Regions from separate parts of the Mus musculus genome. Here region 1 is linked to region 2. A link is a loop called in an ENCODE intact Hi-C map of the cell type or tissue named here. Cell type or tissue: heart. All regions are shown on one strand.

What was found. Peaks named below come from ENCODE experiments on the same cell type or tissue, not always from the same donor. Only the 100,000 strongest peaks of a DNase experiment are listed, where the experiment ranks them.
Region 1: it touches region 2 in a loop (2.2-fold over the local background); 5 of 42 quality-filtered maps call a loop at or near these places.

Annotation. Positions count from the first base shown.
Region 1 is chr13:32,017,881-32,020,380 of GRCm38, forward strand. The region is part of intron 7 of Gmds (GDP-mannose 4, 6-dehydratase); the gene reads right to left. The region is part of intron 1 of Gm35672 (a long non-coding RNA gene); the gene reads left to right. Among named protein-coding and RNA genes, the nearest start is that of Gm35672, 11 kb to the left of the region's middle. In heart, no CTCF peak of the experiment used is centred here; a DNase peak (open chromatin) is centred at 1,241.
Region 2 is chr13:31,807,065-31,809,564 of GRCm38, forward strand. It overlaps Foxc1 (forkhead box C1), which reads left to right. Exons shown (of 1, transcript NM_008592.2): 1 at 1-2,500. The coding sequence starts at 144. The coding sequence ends at 1,805. Among named protein-coding and RNA genes, the nearest start is that of Foxc1, 1.7 kb to the left of the region's middle. In heart, CTCF peaks have their summits at 1,232 and 1,433; DNase peaks (open chromatin) are centred at 417, 527, 1,267 and 1,577; H3K4me3 peaks cover 2,500 bases; H3K27ac peaks cover 2,500 bases; H3K27me3 peaks cover 1,382 bases.

The sequences.
Region 1 (2,500 bases), 210 kb after region 2:
TCATGTTATACCTCTGGAGCCAAAGGACAAATCATTGGCTGAGTGCTCTTTTCACTTGATTGGGTGATACTATCATGAAAGTCTTGGCCTTAGACAATTACTGTGATGCATACAATAGGTCATTTCTTAAGTCTCTCTGGAAAAATGAGGACTCAAATAATAATTCCTCCTTGTACAGTTGCCATTAAGAGCTGTAGAATCCCAAACAGAGGCTAGTTTTAATGTCAGTGTGCTTGGTATGATTATGAAGTACTCAGCTGAAGGATTATGGGAGATGGAAAAGTCTCAGAGGCAGCATTTAGGGCAAACACCACTTAATAAACTAAAAACCACCTTTATAGAATGTCATGCCACTCAAGGTAGTAAACAGTCCTTTATTCTAGCTTGCTGAGGACTCCTTGGTGTAAAAATGACCAGGGCCTGGCAGCACACTCCAAAGCCACGTGTCCTGTCTGTGGCAGACTAGTTCTCGTATACACTAGGATCTATGTGGTCAGTGCAAAAGGCTTTGGGGTAGTTATAGCAACTTTTACCTGCTTCATTTCTATCTCTTCATGAATTTTAAAAATGATCCTAGGACATGGTTTCTTCTTGGTCATAGCTCATATGTCCTACAACAAATTAACAGAAACAGGGAAGCTGGTAATTTTGATAAATGAATGGTGACTAGTACTTACACAACTGAGCTAGAACTACATGAGAGTCAGAGGTCCCACTGAGTTTCATCTTGTCTTTTTCTGTCTTAGGGAGAAGCAGACATGTAGCAGCCACTTGTGGAATGGCTTCTGAATAGGCATTACCACACAGCAACACTAGGCTGCTAACTGCATACTCAGGATGAAAAAGCAAAAAGGAAAAGGTGAAGATAGAGAGAGCCAAAGACTAGCAGGGCTTAAAAATCATTTGGTGTCTGATGGTTGGCTTGGATGTAAACATTTGGGGTGTGTGGTAAGCATGGGAGCATACTACATTTCAGAAAACACATTTACAGAGAACCTTTTACTTAAAAGCGAACTTTTCCCTCTCTCCCTTTGGGCAGAGCTTGGCCTGCTGCAGACCAGGAGGTGTGAAGCATACAATGAACTTGATCAGACTGTCTCTGTGGCAGCTGTCCAAATCACACATTTCCCTAGCAGAACATTCAGGCTTCAGGAGGAAGGAAGTCTTCTGCTACTGAAGATCATTAGCAGTGCTGAGTGCAACCACTGTCAGTTGCTTTGGGGTTGGCCTCTGATCACTCATACAAAGGACGGAAAATTGCTGGCGCCGCTGGCCCTGTGCCCAGCCTGTTGGACAGCAGAGCCTATGAAAGCCACTTTTTTTTTTTTTTTTTTTTAAATAGCCAACACACTGGAAGGGGGCAAAGGGTGGCTGGCATACACCCTCAGGCACATTAATCAGCAAGGAATTGATCAAATGTCACCACCCACTGGACTTCACTACCAAAACTCCATGCAAAGGAGACTCCTAGAAAAGGGGAGGCCCCAGAATAACACTGCATGCATAAAATGTCCTCCCTTCCTTCATATGGAAAGCTCATCTCTGAGGTGTCAGGATAAAACATGAGAACAGCATCTGTCCTTGGAGACCAGCAGGAGTGATTCACTATTTCATGGCACAGAGAAGGGAGGAGGACACTGTAATAAAAGTTTATAAGGTGAAATCTAAATCCTGAATGTCCTGCACCTTAAAAAAAACTTTCTTCTTTGTTTTGTTTTGTTTTTTTCTTTCTTTCTCTTCCTCTCCCCTTCCTGAGAGAACATAACACAATGTAATTAAATGGTAAATTACTCAAGAAAGAAATGTCTAGACTCATGAAAAAAAAATCTTTGTGCAGAAACAAAACTTTATACACCTCACATATTTTGGATAGCCTAGTTCTTCCAGCAAAGTTTAACGCTATAACCATGATTGTTTAAAGAATAATTTTCATCAGATGAAAGGGTAGTGAAGTGAAAAAATTCACAATTCTAGCGTAAGACAATCTGTGGATGAAGGAATTAATTGCTCCTTAAGTAAACAAAGTAAAATTTGAGGCCATGAGTGAGCTTTTCTCTATTTCTAGTCAGTCTCTGAACAGGAAATGTGTTGCCCTGAGAGTCACAATGCATACATTCTCCCGAATCCTGAGAACAACCCCAGTATTCCTCCTATTCATCCCTAAAGGAAGATGTCTGCATACCAACAACTGAATCCACAAGGTGAAGCTTAGATCTTGGCTAAAATTTACAATATATAAATAGATTTTATTTAACTTAATTTAGAAAACTTATGAAGGATTAGTATTTTAAAATACAGTGGCTGAAGCTGGGCCTATGGTACATACCTTTGACTCCAACACTGAGACATAGGCAGCACAATCTCTAAATTCAAGGCTAACCTGGTATACATAGTAAGTTCCAGGCTATTCAGCAGAATAGTTTGTCCTCAATGTGTGTGTATGTGTGTGTGTGTATGTGTGTGTGTGTGTGTGTAGCTAAAATGGAAATTAGGAAAGTTA
Region 2 (2,500 bases):
CGCGGCCGGGACAGACGCAGCGCGGAGGGGCCCGCGGTAGCTCGGCGCGGCCCGGACTCGGACTCGGCGGCCGGTGCGGCGCGGCCCGGCCCGAGCGAGGGTGGGGGGCGGCGGGCTGCGCCTGGCGGCGGCGAGCCGGGGCCATGCAGGCGCGCTACTCGGTGTCCAGCCCCAACTCCCTGGGAGTGGTGCCCTACCTCGGCGGCGAGCAGAGCTACTATCGCGCTGCCGCGGCGGCGGCCGGGGGCGGCTACACCGCCATGCCGGCCCCTATGAGCGTGTACTCGCACCCTGCTCACGCCGAGCAGTACCCGGGCAGCATGGCGCGCGCCTACGGGCCTTATACGCCGCAGCCGCAGCCCAAGGACATGGTGAAGCCGCCCTACAGCTACATCGCTCTTATCACCATGGCCATCCAGAATGCCCCGGACAAGAAGATCACTCTGAATGGCATCTACCAGTTCATCATGGACCGCTTCCCCTTCTATCGGGACAATAAGCAGGGCTGGCAGAACAGCATACGGCACAACCTCTCGCTCAACGAGTGCTTCGTCAAGGTGCCCCGCGACGACAAGAAGCCAGGCAAGGGCAGCTACTGGACGCTCGACCCGGACTCCTACAACATGTTCGAGAACGGCAGCTTCCTGCGGCGGCGGCGGCGCTTCAAGAAGAAGGACGCAGTGAAGGACAAGGAGGAGAAGGGCCGGCTGCACCTCCAAGAACCGCCACCGCCGCAGGCCGGCCGCCAGCCCGCGCCCGCGCCCCCGGAGCAGGCCGAGGGCTCCGCTCCCGGGCCACAGCCGCCGCCCGTGCGCATCCAGGACATCAAGACGGAGAACGGTACGTGTCCCTCGCCTCCCCAGCCCCTGTCCCCGGCTGCCGCCCTAGGCAGCGGCAGCGCCGCCACAGTGCCCAAAATCGAGAGCCCCGACAGCAGCAGCAGCAGCTTGTCGAGCGGGAGCAGCCCCCCGGGCAGCCTGCCGTCGGCGCGGCCGCTCAGCCTGGACGCTGCAGAACCCGCGCCGCCGCCACAGCCTGCGCCGCCGCCGCATCACAGCCAGGGCTTCAGCGTGGACAACATCATGACGTCGCTGCGGGGGTCGCCGCAGGGTTCGGCCGCTGAGCTCGGTTCCGGCCTCCTGGCCTCGGCGGCTGCGTCCTCGCGCGCGGGCATCGCGCCCCCGCTGGCGCTGGGTGCCTACTCTCCGGGCCAGAGCTCCCTCTACAGCTCCCCCTGCAGCCAGAGCTCCAGTGCGGGCAGTTCGGGCGGCGGGGGTGGCGGCGGCGGCGGAGGCGGCGGCAGCAGCAGCGCTGCGGGTACGGGGGGCGCCGCCACTTACCACTGCAACCTGCAGGCTATGAGCCTGTACGCGGCGGGCGAGCGTGGCGGCCACTTGCAGGGTCCGGCGGGAGGCGCGGGCAGCGCGGCGGTGGACGACCCCCTGCCCGACTACTCGCTGCCTCCAGCGACCAGCAGCAGCTCTTCGTCCCTGAGTCATGGCGGGGGCGGCCAGGAGGCCAGCCACCACCCTGCATCCCACCAGGGCCGACTCACCTCGTGGTACCTGAACCAGGCAGGTGGAGACCTGGGCCACTTGGCGAGCGCGGCGGCGGCTGCGGCGGCCGCAGGCTACCCTGGCCAGCAGCAGAACTTCCACTCGGTGCGGGAAATGTTCGAGTCTCAGCGGATCGGCTTGAACAACTCCCCGGTGAATGGGAATAGTAGCTGTCAGATGGCTTTCCCTGCCAGTCAGTCTCTGTACCGCACGTCGGGGGCTTTCGTCTATGACTGTAGCAAATTCTGACCCTATTCCCGGCACTCTTAGAGCCAAATGGAATGGAACCCCAGAGCAGGAACAGTAAAAGAATCCAGCAATGCAAAATCGAAACTAAAAACATACAAATTTTAAAACTTGAGAAGATTCCTCACACCAGCGAACAGAATCTCTCCTGAAATTCAGCTCACCAGCATCAGCTCAAAGAAAACCTATTTTCCTAAAAGATTAATGCAGAACCTCCTCCATTTTTGCCTTATCTAAGTAAGCAAAACCGTAAACTATTTTGTACAGACAACAAAATCATGGTTTATTAAAGGACAGTTTACTCCAGATACCACGTAAGTTTCTTGCGTTCAGAGACTCGCTTTCCTGCTCATTCGTCTTGCCCCTCTGCCTCTGCCTTGCCTCTCACCTGTAAGATATTTTATCCTATGTCGAAAGAACGGGAAAGTACCTGTTTATGAAAATCGCTTTCTTTTTATTCATGGACTTGTTTTTAAATGTAAATTGCAACATAGTAATTTATTTTTAATTTGTAGTTGGATGTTACGGACCAAACACCAGAAAGTGTTCCAAAAGCTTTTCAAGTTAAATTGCCTGAAACTTTTAAAATGTGCCTTTTCTCTCATTATAAAAAGGGAAACTGTATTAATCTCCTTCTATCATCCTTTTCTTTTTGTTGATCATATCCATTGTTTGTTTATTAATAAATTGCCATTCAG